Regions from separate parts of the Homo sapiens genome. Here region 1 is linked to region 2. A link is a loop called in an ENCODE intact Hi-C map of the cell type or tissue named here. Cell type or tissue: chondrocyte. All regions are shown on one strand. Each heading gives the region's core, and the rest is flanking DNA. Links, peaks and the distances in the headings are about the cores only.

The links. Hi-C counts contacts between places; a loop is a spot of excess contacts. Peaks named below come from ENCODE experiments on the same cell type or tissue, not always from the same donor. Only the 100,000 strongest peaks of a DNase experiment are listed, where the experiment ranks them.
Region 1: it touches region 2 in a loop (6-fold over the local background); 6 of 110 quality-filtered maps call a loop at or near these places.

What each region holds. Positions count from the first base shown.
Region 1 is chr15:34,059,680-34,064,077 of GRCh38, forward strand. It overlaps CHRM5 (cholinergic receptor muscarinic 5), which reads left to right. Exons shown (of 3, transcript NM_012125.4): 3 at 2,964-4,398. The coding sequence starts at 3,039. It also overlaps a transcript of AVEN not described here. Among named protein-coding and RNA genes, the nearest start is that of AVEN, 23 kb to the left of the region's middle. In chondrocyte, for the core only: CTCF peaks have their summits at 2,433 (motif pointing right) and 2,678; a DNase peak (open chromatin) is centred at 3,863.
Region 2 is chr15:34,918,506-34,922,903 of GRCh38, forward strand. AQR (aquarius intron-binding spliceosomal factor) reads right to left here. Exons shown (of 35, transcript NM_014691.3): 14 at 1,827-1,929. Among named protein-coding and RNA genes, the nearest start is that of AQR, 49 kb to the right of the region's middle. In chondrocyte, for the core only: CTCF peaks have their summits at 1,898 (motif pointing left) and 2,125; no DNase peak of the experiment used is centred there.

The sequences.
Region 1 (4,398 bases), core at 271-4,270, 860 kb before region 2:
AAACATTCTGGCACTAGCATCCCCAGCCTCCACCCACCTTTTGCCTAGCTATTGGTGACTTCATTCTTCAAGTCTCGACTCTTAGGTCTCTTCCTCAGGAAGTGCTTCCCATGTCCACTCAACGAGGCTGGAGGTCCTTCACAGGTGCCCCTATGGCATGTTGCACCCCTGCTATTTCTATCTGCTAATTTATTTACATTCCCAACTAGTGTCTAAAGAGCAGAGACATTAGCCTATTCCATGGTATCGCCAGCATTAGAGTCTGTTCCATAATAAACATTCAAATATTTAAGAGGGGCAGGAGAGGAAGGAAGAAAAGAAAGAATAAAGGAGAAAGCGATTTCCACAGGCCCTTTTTTGCACTGTGTGGCTTAGATCTGACCATTGGAAGATAATCTGTGATGGCATTTGCCTAGAGATTTGTAGAGTGTAGAGTAACTGGTCTTTTCAGATGCTGGGGAATCTCTACCTAATGACCTGGCAACCTTAGAATTTGCTTCAACAACTTGAAGAATGTTGATAACACCGAGGTATTATAGGTATAAGCTGACAGTTGGTAGCAGCAGGAATGGAGAGGGACCAAAAAGAGGAGTCTTCGTGGGTCAGTTAGACTGCATGTGTTTGGGAGGTGAAGAAGCATGCAAGATTGGGAAGATGGGAGAATCTGGTTTCCGGTGCAAGACAATATCATCAACTCGATTCCATATTGAATTTGAGGTGTTATGAAAACACCCAAAATTACAGCTGAAAATATAAAGCAAAGCCAAGAAAACTGTAGCCCTTTGCAAATTTGTCACCTTTCTGTCAGTTACTGTTATCAAAAAAGTGTCAAGACTGGCCATAGGCAGAGCAGAAATACCCCATTAAATAAAATTGCCCACATGGGGTATTTTAAGGGTCATCAAAAAGATTTTCACCGGGCACGGTGGCTTTCGCCTGTAATCCCAGAACTTTGGGAAGCTGAGGTGGGTGGATCGCCTGGGGTCAGGAGTTCGAGACCAGTCTGGCCAACATGGCGAAACCTCATCTCTACTAAAAAGTACAAAAATTAGCCAGGCTTGGTGGCTGTAATCCCAGCTACTCAGGAGGCTGAGGCAGGAGAATTGCTTGAACCCAAGGGGCAGAGGTTGCAGTGAGCCGAGATGGTGCCACTACACTTCAGCCTGGGTGACAAGGGCAAGACTCTGTTAGCCGGGCGTGGTGGCAGGCGCCTGTAGTCCCAGCTACTGGGGAGGCTGAGGCAGGAGAATGGCGTGAACCCAGGAGGCGGAGCTTGCAGTGAGCCGAGATAGCGCCACTGTACTCCAGCTTGGGCAACAGAGCGAGACTCCGTCTCAAAAAAAAAAAAAAAGATTTTTTTTTTCCCTTTACCGCCCATTATCATGTCAAGGTGGTGTTTGTTATATATCATCAAATTTATGTTGTATGCATATATATCTCTAGAAGGAAAAATAAATGGTAGCAGTGGTTACCTCTGAAAATGGGGAGCTTGCAAGCTTGGAGGTCAGAGGTGGGAGGGAGACCTAATTTCTACAATTTACCCTTTAGTACACACTGAAATCTTTATCATGTACATAGATTTTTTAATCTACAAAGGGAAAATTTCATTTTAGTTTTGAAAGTTAAAATTTGTCAACAGAGGGTTAATTAAATATAGTACATCCATTAAGTGGAATAATGTACAGTCATTACAATGAAAGTGGTAGCTCTAGATGTACTGATAAAAAGCTGTCTGTGATAATTCATTTGTTAAGTAAAAAACAAAATTCAAATTGTAAATGGTAAAAGGCACCCATTTAAAATAATTATTAGTATATGCATAGGGGAAATTGTATTTAAATATTTATTTATTAGTATATGCATATGGGAAAATGCCAAAATATACACTAAACTGTTAGCATTGATTACCTCTGCAAGGTGGAATTAGAGGAGACTTTTGCTTTCTAAGATTTACATTTTGACATTGTTTGAGCTTTTATAAGGAATGTATTACTCTATAACCAGAAAAAAGATAACCTAAAACAATTCTATGATATTGCAAATAGTTCAGGAACAGAGAGAAGGTCCTTATCTTCAGCAGCTGGGGCAAATGTAAAACCCCCTAGATGAAAACCAGATATGCACTTGGAGTTTGTGCATTAGGGCAAGGAGAGGTGGTATAATATGGTCTTGGCTCACAACGGCACCTCAGTAATGTTTAATAATCAAGACTGGGACTATAGAATAGATACCACTTTTTCCCCAGTGCATGACGATTTAGGTATTTATCACCAGGATCTTAAAAATATAGGGTTTCAGCCCTTATGATCATTGCAATCTAAAGTGATTTAACATCCCTGCTTTCCTCTCTTTACTGCTTCTCAACAATCCATTTTTTTTCCTTTCCCTTCACCCTCCTCGTCTTCCCAGCCCTTTTTAAAATTGCCACAAGAGGGCAGCAGCCTCATGCATAAGAAGGGCACTCAGCCATAGGTAACAACAAAAAGCAAAAGGATGCCATTAAAAATAGGTGATCAAACTTTAGAGATTTCAGCATCTTGCTCTGAATATGTGTGCAGCCACGTTTAATATTCCATTAGAAACTATAAACAATGGGCCGGGCGCGGTGGCTCACGCCTGTAATCCCAGCACTTTGGGAGGCCGAGGCGGGTGGATCACGAAGTCAGGAGATCGAGACCATCCCGCCTAACACAGTGAAACCCCGTCTCTACTAAAAATACAAAAAAATAGCTGGGCGTGGTGGTGGGAGCCTGTGATCCCAGCTACTCGGGAGGCTGAGGCAGGAGAATGGCCTGAACCCGGGAGGCGGAGCTTGTAGAGAGCTGAGATCGCACCACTGCACTCCAGCCTGGGTGACAAAGCGAGATTCTGTCTCAAAAAAAAAAAAAAAAAAAACTATAAACAATGGATGGACAAGAAAATCATGCTGGTGTGCGAAGCTAATGTGTTTCCCTCTCTTCCAGATGCTGGCCAAGAAGAGCTGAAATAGAAAACAGCCTAGAACCTAACACTATTTACTGTAAAATTTTTGCACCAGGATGGAAGGGGATTCTTACCACAATGCAACCACCGTCAATGGCACCCCAGTAAATCACCAGCCTTTGGAACGCCACAGGTTGTGGGAAGTCATCACCATTGCAGCTGTGACTGCTGTGGTAAGCCTGATCACCATTGTGGGCAATGTCTTGGTCATGATCTCCTTCAAAGTCAACAGCCAGCTCAAGACAGTTAACAACTATTACCTGCTCAGCTTAGCCTGTGCAGATCTCATCATTGGAATCTTCTCCATGAACCTCTACACCACCTACATCCTCATGGGACGCTGGGCTCTCGGGAGTCTGGCTTGTGACCTTTGGCTTGCACTGGACTACGTGGCCAGCAACGCTTCTGTCATGAACCTTCTGGTGATCAGTTTTGACCGTTACTTTTCCATCACAAGACCCTTGACATATCGGGCCAAGCGTACTCCGAAAAGGGCTGGCATCATGATTGGCTTGGCCTGGCTGATCTCCTTCATCCTCTGGGCCCCAGCAATCCTCTGCTGGCAGTACTTGGTTGGGAAGCGGACAGTTCCACTGGATGAGTGCCAGATCCAGTTTCTCTCTGAGCCCACCATCACTTTTGGCACTGCCATTGCTGCCTTCTACATCCCTGTTTCTGTCATGACCATCCTCTACTGTCGAATCTACCGGGAAACAGAGAAGCGAACCAAGGACCTGGCTGACCTCCAGGGTTCTGACTCTGTGACCAAAGCTGAGAAGAGAAAGCCAGCTCATAGGGCTCTGTTCAGATCCTGCTTGCGCTGTCCTCGACCCACCCTGGCCCAGCGGGAAAGGAACCAGGCCTCCTGGTCATCCTCCCGCAGGAGCACCTCCACCACTGGGAAGCCATCCCAAGCCACTGGCCCAAGCGCCAATTGGGCCAAAGCTGAGCAGCTCACCACCTGTAGCAGCTACCCTTCCTCAGAGGATGAGGACAAGCCCGCCACTGACCCTGTCCTCCAAGTGGTCTACAAGAGTCAGGGTAAGGAAAGCCCAGGGGAAGAATTCAGTGCTGAAGAGACTGAGGAAACTTTTGTGAAAGCTGAAACTGAAAAAAGTGACTATGACACCCCAAACTACCTTCTGTCTCCAGCAGCTGCTCATAGACCCAAGAGTCAGAAATGTGTGGCCTATAAGTTCCGATTGGTGGTAAAAGCTGACGGGAACCAGGAGACCAACAATGGCTGTCACAAGGTGAAAATCATGCCCTGCCCCTTCCCAGTGGCCAAGGAACCTTCAACGAAAGGCCTCAATCCCAACCCCAGCCATCAAATGACCAAACGAAAGAGAGTGGTCCTAGTCAAAGAGAGGAAAGCAGCCCAGACACTGAGTGCCATTCTCCTGGCCTTCATCATCA
Region 2 (4,398 bases), core at 154-4,153:
CCTATTTTCTCCATAGATCAAAGATGAGAAACAAACCAATGGTAATGGTCTTTGGAATCAGACAGACCTGAGTTCAAATCCCAGCTCCTCTACTTATGAGTACTGTAAAAGCTGGGCACGTTACTTTAACCTTCCTAACCTTAGTTTCCTTTTCACTAAAACAGATAAAGTGCCACACATCTCAAGTTTCCAATGAAATATGAAATAGTGTCAAAGTCCCTGGCACATGCCAAGGGTTTAAAAACCATGACACTTAGCATTAATCAATGTAGGAAAAAATAGGAGCTCTAGGTTTTGGACTATAGTTTTCATTCTTATACTAACTAGCTATACCATCTGGGAAAGTTTATTAATCTATCACCCTAGTCTTCTCACTCTATGTTCCTTTCCATGATGACCTCTGTGTACCCTTAATATTAATAATCTATCTCAAATATGAAAATAAGTGTTACACCGGGTGCAGTGGCTCATGCCTTTAATCCCAGCACTTTGGGAGGCTGAAGCAGGTGGATCACCTGAGGTGAGGAGTTCAAGACTAGCCTGACCAACATGGTGAAACCCCATCTCTACTAAAAATACAAAAATTAGCTGGGCGTGGTGGTGCACACCTGTAATCCCAGCTACTCAGGAGGCTGAGGCAAGAGAATTGCTTGAACCCGGGAGGCGGAAGTTGCAGTGAACCGAGATTGCACCATTGCACTCCAGCCTGGGGGACAGAGTGAGACTCCATCTCAAAAAAAAAAAAAAAAGAAAGAAAAAGAAAAATAAGTGTTTATCTAATAATGCTAAAATGACATATTCTTAAAATGTATCACATTCTCTTCAGTGAAGATAGTATAATTATAGAAAAAATCATGATATCTAAACAATATGTATGTTTTAACTTTTTGATCATAAATTGAATAGTAGAAGAATCCAAAGCCTGGGGAAATCCTTTAGGGAAGGGAGGAAACAAAACATAATGTTGTAGCACTATACATTTTAAAAATTATTTTCTTTTGTTGGAACTATTTAAATTTTAGGAATAAAATTCTAGCCACAAGACCTTAATAGGCACAGGATCAACGTTATCCTCAAACTTATTTTCCATTAGAAGAATTCCTGAAAACAGGTTGGGCACGGTGATTCATGCCTGTAACCCAACACTTTGGGAGGCTGAGGTGGGTCAATCACTTGAGGCCAGGAGTTCAAGACCAGCCTGGCCAACGTGGCGAAACTCTATCTTCTACTCAAAATACAAAAATTAGCTGGGAGTGGTGGCACACATCTGTAATACCAGCTACTCGGGAAGATGAGGCACGAGAATCACTTGAACCTGGGAGGCAGAGGTTGCAGTGAGCTGAGATCACGCCACTGCACTCCAGCCTGGGCGACAGAGAGAGACTCGGTATCAAAAAAACAAAACAAACAAACAAACAAAAAAACAAAAAAAGAAGAAGAATTCCTGAAAAAAATCCTCATTTCTTTCTATTGCAAAGAGTTATTATTAATTCCAAAAACCTTACTCATGAGAGGTTTTACATTGTCAGAAAATAGCACAGGAATTTTTAGGAACTGAAAGAGACAATGAAAGTGATTTGCATATAAATAGTTGCTAATAGAATGATTCATCCAGAAAGTAGTTCGAAGAGATAAAATACTTGAGTAAAGAAATTCGAAAGATGAGAAAACAAAAAATCAAATGATAATACAATTCCAAAAACAAAATGGGAATTATCTGCCTAATCTTTGGCCCACAAAAAAATCTATATGAACCTACATCTTTAAGAATGACTTTAAAAGGCAAGGAAAACCACATGCAAAATTCAGAGAACATTAATATTTACCAGCAATTCTAGAAGAAATTCTTTATCAAAAGTTGTGTCTTCATTTTTAGGAAGAGTTGGCAACAAGCAGAGGTATGATGCCACCTGGTGGAGTGTGTTTGAACTGCAGAATAGAGAACAATATTTTATTCATAGTAACTTACTTCACTTCACTTTTGAAACATGTATTTTTACAAATAGCTTAAAAAAGCAAATATAATACTATGACATGGGCAGCAAATATCAAAAACCAGCAATGAAAATTAAGGCTTTAGTGCAGGGTTCTCAAAATATTTTCTGCAAACCTCTCATTGTACCCAAGATCCTTCTGGGCAGTCCCCAAGAACACTTTTAAATATTAATACCGGCAGGGCAAGGTGGCTCAGGCCTGTAATCTCAGCACTTTGGGAGGCCGAGGCAGGCAGATCCCGGGGTCAGGAGATCGAGACTATGCTGGCTAACATGGTGAAATTCCGTCTCTACTAAAAATACAAAAAATTAGCCGGGCGTGGTGGCGGGCGCCTGTAGTCCCAGCTACTCGGGAGGCTGAGGCAGGAAAATGGCGTGAACCCGGGAGGCGGAGCTTGCAGTGAGCCGAGATCGCGCCACTGTACTCCAGCCTGGGCGACAAAGCGAGACTCCGTCTCAAAAATAATAACAATAATAATAACAATACTAAGACATTGTTTCACAGTTTTATTTAAGAATGTCCTTGATGAAGCAGTAAAAAAAAATTAATACTATTAAATTTGGACTCGAGTACCTGTTTTATTTTAAATTCTGTGACAAAATGGGAAGTACATATTTTGCACACAACTTTTACTTTAAAAAACAACAAACTGTTGGACCGGGTGCAGTGTCTCACACCTGTAATCCCAGTACTTTGAGGCCGAGGTGGGCGGATCACAAGGTCAGGAGTTTGAGATCAGCCTGGACAATATGGTGAAACCCCGTCTCTACTAAAAATACGAAAATTAGCCAGGCGTGGTGGTGAGCGCCTGTAGTCCCAGCTACTCAGGAGGCTGAGGCAGGAGAATCGCTTAAACCCAGGAGGCAGAGGTTGCAGTGAGCCGAGATTGCACCACTGCACTCCAGCCTGGGCAAAAGAGCGAGACTCCATCTCAAAAAAAAAAAAAAAAAAAATGACAAACTGTTTATACCAGCCTTGGACAAATGGCCAATTTTTTTTCAAATTTCAAATTTTGAATGAAATAAGACTATAATTTCAAGGAAAACAACTATCAGTATTTGCTGTCAATGATAAAATTTGAACTTCCATGTGAACGTGAAAAATTAGAATTTTGGAAAACTGGTATTTGCCACCATGAGCTTCATAGCTTTCCACTATTTAACTGGTTTCATCACCTCCCCAAAATCCCTTATGCTAATTTATAGCAAATCCTCCTCTCCATCCCAGCCCAGCAACCATAATCAGTTTTCTATTTGTAATTTTATCTTTTCCAGGAGGTCAAATAAATGGAATCACACATTAGGTAGTCTTTTTTCTTGCTTGTTTTTTGAGACGAGTCTCACTCTGTTGCCCAGACTGGAGTGCAGTGGCATGATCTCAGCTCACTGTTACCTCCACCTCCCGGGCTTAAGCAATCCTCCCACCTCAGCCTCCCGAATAGGTGGAACCACAGGTGCCCACCACCACACTCGGCTAAATTTTTGTATTTTTGGTAGAGACGAGGTTTCACCATGTTGCCCAGGCTGGTCTCAAACTCCTAAGCTCAAGTGATCTGCCTGCCTTGGCCTCCCAAAGTGCTGGGATTACAGGTGTGAGCCACCATGCCTGGTCTTAGGTAGGTAGCCTTTTGAATGGCTGCTTTTACTTAGCATAATGCATTTGAGCATTTGAGATTCACCCACACTGTATATTTATCTGTAGTTGGTTCCTTTACGTTGCTGAGCAGTATTTCATGATACGGCTGTATCACAGTATGTTTATTCATTCAACAGTTGTGGGATATTTGTGTAGTCCAGTTTTTGACGATTTTGAATAAAGCAACTATATTCATTTTTGTACATATTTTTGTGTGAACATAAGTTTTCACTTTTCTTGAATATATCTGTAAGTGGAAAATACTGGATCATAATGTTAAGTTCATGTTTACCTTTATAAGAAACTCAAATTTTTCCAAAGTGGCTATCCCACTTTGAATTCCCACCAGCAATTATGAGAATTCCAATTGCTCCACATCCTTGCCAAGAGTCAATATTATCCGTTTTGGGGTTGTTTTTTGTTTTTTTGGTTTTGTTGAGACAGGGTCTTACTCTGTCATCCAGGCTGAAGTACAGTGGCAAGATATAGCTCACTGCGGCCTCGATCTCCTGGGCTCAAGCAATCCTCCTATCTCAGCCTCCTGAGTAGCTGGGATTACAAGCATGTGCCACCACGCCTGGCTAATTGTTTTGATTTTTAGTAGACAAGTCATCCTTCCACCTCAGCCTCCCAAAGTGCTGGAATCACAGACGTGAACCATTGTGCCTGGCCTTATCCATTAAAAAAAAAACAAATTCTAATAGGTATGTAGTATCTTCTTATGGTTTAAATTTGCATTTCCCCAATGACTAAACATGTTAAGCATCT